Regions from separate parts of the Homo sapiens genome. Here region 1 is linked to region 2. Evidence: chromatin loops called from intact Hi-C (ENCODE). Cell type or tissue: heart left ventricle. All regions are shown on one strand.

Region 1 (5,000 bases), 93 kb after region 2:
GTGTGTGGTGGCACATGCATGTAGTCCCAGCTACTCAGGAGGCTGAGGCAGGAGAATGGCTTGATCCTGGGAGATGGAGGTTGCAGTGAGCCAAGATCACGCCACTGCACTCCAGCCTGGCCTACAGAGCAAGACTCCATCTCAAAAAAAAAAAAAAAGAAAAAAGAAAAAAAGAAATTTGGGCTGGATCTTAAAGGAGGAAAAGGAATTCTAAAGCACTGACCTAAACAGAAGAGAAAAGGGTGTTGAAACAAAGGAAAGAGGGCTGAGTAATGAGAAAGCCAGCCATGCCCAGGAGCAAGCCAGCAAGGTAAACATCTTTATCAGGCCACTCACAACAGCCACAGGGACCAATTTACACCTTTCTTAGAGAAGATGCTGCCCCACATTTAAGGATTTTCTTTCTATTGAATGAGAACATCGGGTGGTTATCAGAGTGCATTGTCATATCTAGGTATAAGGACAACCCACCTGGCTGTGAGCAGTCCCAGGTCCCTCGCTTGCATGAGGTGCTTCTTAACAAAATGCAGAAACCATAGGCCAGCTGTCAACTCAAGAGTCTGATTCCCAACTCACCTGAAAAACAATTGGAAAAAGTCATTTTTATTATTAACGGGAGTAGCCAGTCTTTCGATGGTTCCAACAGAAACCTGCAGTCTATGGCTAAGCTCTTTGGTCTCAGAGCAGAAAACAAGTCTAGTGTTACCTGGCCAAGGGGCTGGATCAAACAGACCTAGGTGACAATGCTAGTTTACAACTCAGTGACAGGGTAACTGCAGCCAGGTAGCTAACCTACCTGTGCTTCAGTTTCCTCCCCTGCAGTACCTACCTCAGAATGATTAGGAAGGTCTTCTATATGCCAGGTACCTTCTATATGCCTGGAAATGCCTGCATAAACATGTGATGGGTTCCCTGCCCTCAGGGAGCTTACAGTCCACAAAGAAAAATAAATAGGTCGCATTCACGACTTTGATGCAGCTGATAGGAGCTGAAGGGAGGAAAATACAAGGGTATATATGAGCCTTTGCAGAGGCACCAGCTGATTTCAGAGGCATCAAAGGAAGCTCCTCAGAGCAAGTGAGGGCTAAAATGAGGAGGTGGCCAAACTAGAGGGCAAGCAAAGAGCATGCCAGGCAAAAGGAACAGCAAGACGGGGGGGTCCTGGAAGCAAGGACACAGTTCACAAAAGAAAGAAGTTGGTGCCCACTGAAGCATTTCAGGTCACAAGAGGCCTTCTTGCAGCTGCTTTAGGAGAGTTTCGACTGGACCTTAAGGCTAATGCAAGCTCTGACACAGGAGAGGAGACTGTGATGGTTCAGACAGCTTTCAGCAACACCAGAGAGGAGAATAAACTGGAAGGAGGCAACGACACCCCATCTTAGCTGCCCCAAATGCCACATCCTGGTCGGTTGTGAGAGGACAGAAAGACAACCCTCATGGTCAGAAGTGAAGCTGAGCTCCCTCCAGCATCTCCAGTGAACCACTGCTTCTGAAGCCCAGGTTCCTCCAGCATGAGGTGGTTCCTGCCAGGCAGACACCAGCTCAGTGCCACTGCCTCAGGGGCAGAGTCTGCCTGCCTCAACACACCCCCACCAAATGCCTGGGTGGCACCGTGTAGTGCAGCAGCATCACCTGGGAACGTGTCAGAAACACAAAGTCTCCACCATCCCAGACCTAGGGACTCAGAATCTCTGGGGTGGGACCCACATTCAGTGTTTTCACAAGTCCTCTGGGTGACGGTGATGCTTGCTAAGGGCAAGTCCTGGGGGACAGAGTACAGAGATGGCCCAGCCTGCTAACCCAGCAGCAATTCTGTGCTCAAGGCCTCACACTCCATAGTGCTTTGAAGCCCATTTCTGTTGTAAAAAATACACAAAGCTGGTTTTTACGCATGGCACCATTCCTAGTCCTGTGGACCAATGGGGTAGGGGACTGAGCCACCTTCAGGGTAGGGAGGTGGAGATGGGAGTGCAGGCAAGGCCCTTCCTCTTCTCCTGGGCCCTCATCTGTTTTAGGACAGGCAAAGGGAACTCGAGCTTCAAGGAAAGAGAATGCATGCTTCTCCTTTTAGACATTTCTCCTCCCACCTAGATACAGAATCTGACCACTCCATAAATGAAACAGTGAGGTCGCCCTGGAAGGCTCCATGTGGTTTTATTAGAGGGTCAAGTTTCTTCCTGGAGAGTGAAATGAACTCTGTGGTTACAAAGACACCAAGGCCCAGGAGCCATAAAGTAATTCAGGATTCAGAAGAGCCCAGTTTATCTGCCTCTTTCTTTGAATATCTATCTTCTCCTTACCAAAAGAAAAAAGATTACCCCTCCCCCCAAAAAAAGCATATTTCTGTAAACAGCAGACAAGTTCTCACATTCTTGTTTGTGTTTTTATAGCTCTTGCTTTCTTTACAAAAGGGGTTAGGGGGCGGTGGGGAGGCCAAAGCATCAAAATAGCACTCAGGTCATGAAGGGAGATGATGCTCCACTCAGTTCCCAGGGCCTGCCCCCAACACCAATGCCACCGTGAGGGTGGCTGTGCTGCAGGAACTCACAGGAAGTCATGCGTGGTATGGGGGCAGTGAGGACACTGTATTCTCAGTGCACCTCAAGTAGTGCTGCAGAAAACCCAACTGCCACCCCAGGTTTGGGCAGCACACTGTGTTTGCATGCTGCAGCTCTCTGGCTTCCCCACCTGCCCCTGTGCCTATGGTCCCACGCCTCCAAAGGCCTTCCATGGCCAAACACACCGCCACACCTGCTAGCCCTCAACGATCATGGCTCTTCCACCTGTCTCTCCCCACTAGACTGTGAGCTTTCCAAGGGGTGTAATAAGCATGTGTTGAATAAATGACTGAATACATAGCCATATGGACTCACCTGGAATAAGAGTTTCAGGCCTGCATTCCATCCCCTCACCCTTTCCAATCCAAAGAGGCAAAATGATTTGCCCAAGGCCGCAGAGCAAGCTAACAGCAAAGGAAGGTCAGGGAGGCAGAACAGACAGTTCTTATCAATTTCTGCCTTTCACAGGCTGTGTTCCCATCTTTCCTGAGTACCATGCCCCCTTGAGGACAAAGACATTTTATTTGTGATAAGAATGGAATCATTTTTTGTGTGTTTCATTTCAAGAACATGGAGGAACATCTTATGAATCTTAGAATGTGGGGCACTAAGCCCAATCTAGGGACACCAGGGGAAGAAGAGTCGGGAAATGGCTGTGAGCCGTGGAGTGGGTCAGTTCTTCACAGACATTCCCAGAGTTCTGGTCCCTCGGGAGTGCTTCTGTGTAAGTCCTCTGTCGGTTCTGGTTTACTCCGACAGCAGAGACAAGAGAATCTCCCAACCCATCCCCACTCTGTTCTCAAAACATACTCCACCACTTACACAAGCTTTGGCTTTGGCAGCAGAATGCCCAAGTTCAGTTTCTTTTTGCCAGCCAGAGGCTGAGAACTCTGCAAATGTAATGACTCTTTTCAGATACGACAGAGAAAGCATGCACTAATGCACATTACCTAGGTGGCATGCAATCTCAGGAGAGTCAAGCCCTTCTCTTCAAGTCCTCTGGGAAAGACGCCCCCAACACTCCCACCGCCCCCTCTTCCCCCAGGGAAAAGGGATGGTTTCTGCCGCTGGCCAAGCTCACCTGCTAAGCAGGTACAGAAAATGGATCATTTTCCAAGTCTTGGATTTAGCTTCTCTCTCACAACCAAACTGACTTTAAAAAACAAAACCGGCCAGGCACAGTGGCTTACGCCTGTAATTCCAGCACTTTGGGAGGCCCAGGCGGGCGGACCACGAGGTCAGGAGATCGAGACCATCCTGGCTAACACGGTGAAACCCCGTCTCTACTAAAAAATACAAAAAATTAGCCGGGTGTGGTGGTGGGCGCCTGTAGTCCCAGCTACTTGGGAGGCTGAGGCAGGAGAATGGTGTGAACCCGGGAGGCAGAGCTTGCAGTGAGCCGAGATCGCGCCACTGCACTCCAGCCTGGGTGACAGAGCGAGACTCCGTCTCAAAAACAAACAAACAAACAAACAACAACAAAAAACAACCAACCAACCAAAACAATCCTAGGTACAATTATGGTGTTTAGTCTTAGTTTTCATATATAGATCACCTGGCTTTTCATTACAACTAGTATGTGAAATGGCCACATTAGAAGTGTGCCAAATGCATCGTAAATTATATTAAAGTTCCCATCACACACACAGACACACACACACACACACACGCGCACACAAACACCAATTAAATGAATGGGAACAAGTTCTGCCTAGTGCCCTCCCAGGCATCCTGTGCTCTTCTTGAGCTGCCTGGACACCTGGTGCCTGAGGCTGCCGTCTGTGGCCCTGCCTCCTGCTCTGCCCTCCTTGAAGAGTGCCCCACACTCCACCCTATCAGAATCCACTCTTGCATACTCTGATCCTGAGAAGCATTCTATTAAGTTATTCCTGTTAACGTATAAATCACAAATGCATTGCCTGTCCTCTGTGTGCTTACACGTCTAATAAGAGGCTTAAAGGGAAACACTTCACCCAATTTCTCTAATGGTAGAATTGTAAGTACAACAGTAAGTGAATTCCACCTTTCGGGTAAGGAGCTACTTCTATATCCAGCTGATCCCCCCACACTGACCATTTCCTACTTCATTGGTTTCATAAGCTGACTTTGCCCCTAAGGTAAGGCTGAGATGGATCCTGCATCTTTAGGAATAGAGGTTAATTTTCATACAATTGTGGAAGGGCAAACTCCTTAACCTTCCAATTCACCTGGATCAGAATCAAGCTGGTCTGTGGAGGATGGGGCCCCTTCTTCATCCATTTCTGGTCATCCATTACTTAACAACGCTCATTATCTCCAGTGTCTGAACCAAAGTAGGAAAGAGTGGGAAAATCACTATCGAGACATTCTTAAAGACTTCTCTACAGAGGCCCAAAGCTTATGTAGTCCAGTATCTTTGAGCACTTAATAATCAGTGTCTGTAAAACCTTCCTAAAAATAAAG
Region 2 (5,000 bases):
CCTTATATACAACAGGTGGCTCATTAAACATTTTTTTAAATTAATAGCAAACATTCAAAGATTGGAGAATAAATGTAAAATTGCCAGGTTCTTTGCTTTTCTAGGGGGAAAAATCTCAGTGCATCTATCAATACTGGGCCCACATGTCAACGTGACAACAGGTGATTAGAGGTAAGAAGTGGCTGCTCTGTTAGACACAACACAGTATTCTAGTTTGTCCCAGTCTCCAATACTTCATATTGCCTCACACCATCCTGTCTTACTCATTCCTGCTATCTACCTGAATGTGTGACTATACCACAGGAGAGACTACAGTTGTGTCCAAAATCAACAACAACAACACCTGCCCATGACACCATCACCTGCATCTGCTTATTCTTTCCACTGACTCTGAAGGTGAGAAGCCACACCTGCACGGGCACAGTTTCACTTTCTCCATATGATCCCTGTGTGGGGACAGGAGCACCCACAGTATAAGCTGCCCCTTCATATAGTCCCATTGTCTTTGAGATGCACAGGTTGCCTCAGGTCTGCAGCCACACACCACGTATCCTTTGTACTGTCCAGTGACCTAGCACCAACCACACACCAGAAAGCATAATCCTTAAGAGCATGAGCCATAGTCTGCAACCTACTTCAAATTCCTAGCTCTGCTCTCCAATGGCGACATAATGACCCTAGGCAAGGCACTTGACACCTGCTATGGTTTGAATGATGATTCCCACCAAAATTCATGCTGAAATCCCCCACAAAATGGTATTAAGAGGTGTGGCCTTTGGGAGGTAATTAAGTCATGAGAGTCCCACCCTCACGGATGGGATCAGCATCCTTCCAAAAGGGCTTGGGGTTGAAGGGAGTGCCTGTGTACCCTTCTGCCCTCGGCCACGTGAAGACACAACAGCAAGGTGCCATCTTGGAAGCGGATAGCAGCCCTCACCCGACACCACTGCTGGCACCTTGGTCTTGGACCTCCCAGACTCCAGAACTGTGAGAAATAAATGTCTGTTCTTTAAAATTACCCAGACTGAGGTATTTTTTTATAGCAGGAACTAAGTGAATTAAGTGAACGAAGTGAACCCCTCAAGACAACCCTTGAAGCCTGTTTCCTTATCTGTGAAGTCGGAGGTGGCACTTAGCTTACTATTTCACTGACTTACTCTGAGAAATAAAAGATGGTAAAGTGCTTAGCATACGGTATATCGTATGCACTCAGTTAAGGTGGTTACTGCTATTATTACACATGGTGCTCAACAGGTGTTTGTTAACTGACTTTTCCATCATCTCAGACTATCCCACCTTGTACTGAAACTGAGGACTTCCAAACCCCCCACACCATCACCCAGGGATGGGAATGAGGCTCTGCAGTCTGTGGGGTCTCCGGACAGGCTGCCCACATCAGCATCTGAGTTGGTGGGATGCAGTCCTAAAACCACATAGCCTGCTAAGCCACACTGGGCATTTTTCTTGCCCCACTAACAACTTCTACATGAACCAGGCAAGACTTTTGCTTTTTTTTTTTTTTTTTTAAGTTAGCATTTTCATTTGCTTCCCTTCAAAGTTATTAAGATATATTTTTAAATTCCATTCTGGCCACACAAATCTCTCCCTTCTCTGATCTCCCACTGTGCTTGGTTAGGACCACACAGTCGAGCATTTAATGTTCTCTCAATATTTCATATAGGCTGTATGAGTCTCTACAAGAATTCTAAATGGCCTCCAGAGGTGACTGGCAGAGTGTGTTACCAATGGAAGTTTTTAGAAGTGCACACACGTACACAATTTTTCTTTCAGGCAAAACAGACTTTTTTTGCACTAGCAAAGTGCTAAGCAATGTAATCAACAAAATACATACTATGCCCATCAATACCCACTGCCTGTACGCTAAGAGACATGTTTTATGTTAACTGAACTACGAAATGGAACTCTTCCAGTTTTCTTTGGTATAATAAATGAAAAAGGACTGAATTGGGTCACTGTCTTGTTTGTTTGTTTCCTTAAAAAGGGACTGGAGATGATGTCTGTCTGGGCTGCAGCATTTTATCTGCCAATGCTGCAAAACTGATGGAAAAAACATGATGTATCTTTCCAAAAACAATGGTTTCATGCAAGTTCCTCCTTTCGGTTCCAAAATATCAGTCACTGATTGCAACAGGCCTCAGATCCTGGCCTCAGCCATCCTTTTTAGGAACCACCATAGCCTCCCATTCATGGCCTTCAGAACACATAGGGCCACCAGCAGGAACTGGCAGAGAGGGGCCCCACACTGGTGATGGTAGGTCTCTGAGATGGGAGGCCGGAGAGATGCGTGGGAGAATTCCTGGCACCTGTGGTCCAAGGCATTTATTCAAGCATCCTGTCACTGCTGCCTCTCTGTAACCAGCTTTGACTTGTTGGAACAACTACCAATGTCACTGCATTAACCACAGCCCTGGACAACAGCTCCTCCTCCTTGGGGCAGACAATGGCTTATTGAAGCGGCTCTCTGGGGCTGGTTTGGAATGAGCTGCTTGTCTGAATGAAAACAGCCCTGCTGAGCAACCCCTAACTTGCTATGGGGACACGGGGGGTTTTCATCCCACATTCTTGGCCTTTAACAACCAGGAAGCCCCAATGTCTGTGACTTACCTGTGTCCTTCACGAGTGGACAATGCTGACCTCTAGCAGTGCCAAAAGGAATTATGGAAGCGTTTTAAGCACAGCCTGAGGTCTCCATGAGGGAAAATGGCATTAATATGAGCATTAAGAACAAAGGAACAGAAAATCCTTTACCTCCCACTTAGAAGATAACTTGTCCCTTAATTAACTGCTTGATGTATCACCATTGAGTCAGCAGCCCCACGTCCCCAGCCATCCATCACCGCCACTTCACCCCAGACTCTAAATCCTCCGCCTTGAAAGAAGTCTAAGAAGACCTCCACTAGCCCGAGTGAAGCTGGGGGAGGTAAGACATTTGGGCAACTAGAGGGAGGGGGCGAAGGTGGGGACAGCATCTTCTAAGTAGTCACTGACAGCAAAATAGGAACTCACTGACCAAGGCCCCATGGTCTTAGGAGTGTTTCCTCTGAAGTTTCCTGCCCACTCCTGAATTACCCAAAGCGCAGCCCTGGGATGTGGGAGCCACTGAAGAGATTACAGAGTTCATATTTCAAACCGCACAGCCCACTTGCTAAAGCCGTTTCACATTTACTCTGGTGTGGAAAACGCAAAGTCAGTCCCCGGCCCAGTTCACTCTGTCAGGAGCTCATGACTGAGCTGGTCACAAAGATTTTGGGGAAGGAGGTGGGGGTCCCTTTCATAAACTCTTGCAGTGAGGTGTGTGACCAGCCTGCCACCTGATAAATCAGTTACTAAAACAGATCTCAGCCTTCCGGTGACTGGGGATCCAATAACACTCAAGAGGGGGAAGAACATAAAACATAAATCCATAAAATACTGTGCTGCAAAAGCCACACAAAAGAGAACTTTCAGTTCAGACTTGCATGGCAGGAAAATGGTCATAAGTAAAGCAGCCTTGGAGTGCCTGCGACCTGATTAGGAGGAGGGCAGCCGCTAGCTTGTGCCCACCTAGCCTGAAGATGGTAGAAGCCAGAACCACAGTGGTTAAGTTACATTTTTTTTATAAAAAGCATCTCACTTTAAAAAATATCTTTCTATGGTGGAAATAATGTTAGAATACCTAGAGTTTGAATTATGACAAGGGTCCATTTCAAAAGGGAAGCCATTTGCAACTGTAGAATCCTTAAATTACAGGAATTTAATAGCTCTGCGACCCTTTGGATTTGTTTTAAAAGACCACTGTCATTAAGCTTTTTTTTTTTTTAATGTCATTAAGCTTTTGTCCAACTCCTTCCACATCCTTCAAAAATAAATTCTCCAGCACTATGTGCCAGCTCTGATCTCCAGCAGGCCTCACATCACCCCAGGGCTGGCTTTCCCCAGTGGGGTCCCTTGAGAGGCTCCAGTTTCTGAATGGGAAATGCTGCTGTGACCACACCAGTAGGCCAATCAAAGAAGCCCACTCTTACAGAGCTGCCACATCCAAGCGCCCTTGTCCCTTTGTCCCCTTTGTCGAATCCACAAGCAAAGGCTGCTTGTAAATGGCTTCCTGGGACTTCCAGGAATCACCCTAGTGGGCTTCTCCAGCTCTGCTGCTCTGCTTGCATCCCGGGGGCTGGGAGGCTCTGACAGAGCTGAGCCTTCCCCCTGATCTGGGCAGTTCCAGCCAAATGGATTTCCTGCTGAAGCCCACCTCCACGCCGTGCTCATGCCACCTCTTCCACCCTCATCTCCACATGCACACCTCTCGCCTGCCCTTCAAGAGACAGCTCAAGGCCACCTCTTCCAGGGAAGCCTTGCCTTTCAGACTGCTTCTCCCACTGAAAGGGGTCTGGTCTCTATCTGGGCCACTTTGATGGTATAGGTACTCTCTACAGCCTGGTGGACTTCAGAGGACACCTTTGCTCCCTTACTAGACAGTGCACATGCACCCTGAGGTCCAAATCCTCAGGACTCACCTTCACATCCCCTACAGGGCCTCACACTCAGTGAATGCTCCTTAAGTGCCAATGGTGATATGGAAGGTAGAAAGAAATTACTTAGGCAGATAGTGAGGGTAAAAGAGTCCTCTTTTAACAAAACGCAGCCCAAGAAATTATTTTTTCCTAACAAAGAGCAGCCTGAAAAATCGAGCTGCAAGCAAAGACAGGCAAGCTGGAAGCTTGCATGGGGGAATGCCAGCAGCTGTGTTAAAGGAATAGGCAGCATGGTGCAGGCCAGGCAGAGAACCTACCTGCATAATAAAAGATGGTGGGGGGCTACCAGAAATTTGCACCCTATGCAAATGGCACACCTGGTCCAACCAATCTTTTGTGCCCTATGTAAACCAGACACCACCTCCTCACCCGGCATCTATAAAACCCTTTGCATTTCACCGCAGATCGGCAACCTGTTTGGGACCCCTCTCTCTGCAACAGAGACAGCCATTCTCTTTCTTCTGCCTT

The links. A loop is a pair of places that touch in the nucleus more often than their neighbours do. Peaks named below come from ENCODE experiments on the same cell type or tissue, not always from the same donor. Only the 100,000 strongest peaks of a DNase experiment are listed, where the experiment ranks them.
Region 1: it touches region 2 in a loop (2.7-fold over the local background); 54 of 110 quality-filtered maps call a loop at or near these places.

The regions. Positions count from the first base shown.
Region 1 is chr5:78,631,793-78,636,792 of GRCh38, forward strand. It overlaps LHFPL2 (LHFPL tetraspan subfamily member 2), which reads right to left. Exons shown (of 5, transcript NM_005779.3): 2 at 472-576. Among named protein-coding and RNA genes, the nearest start is that of LHFPL2, 14 kb to the right of the region's middle. RefSeq lists enhancers at 1,054-1,555, 1,556-2,055. In heart left ventricle, a CTCF peak has its summit at 3,033 (motif pointing left); a DNase peak (open chromatin) is centred at 4,322.
Region 2 is chr5:78,538,309-78,543,308 of GRCh38, forward strand. The region is part of intron 3 of LHFPL2 (LHFPL tetraspan subfamily member 2); the gene reads right to left. Among named protein-coding and RNA genes, the nearest start is that of LHFPL2, 110 kb to the right of the region's middle. RefSeq lists an enhancer at 4,338-5,000. In heart left ventricle, a CTCF peak has its summit at 2,671; no DNase peak of the experiment used is centred here; H3K27ac peaks cover 712 bases.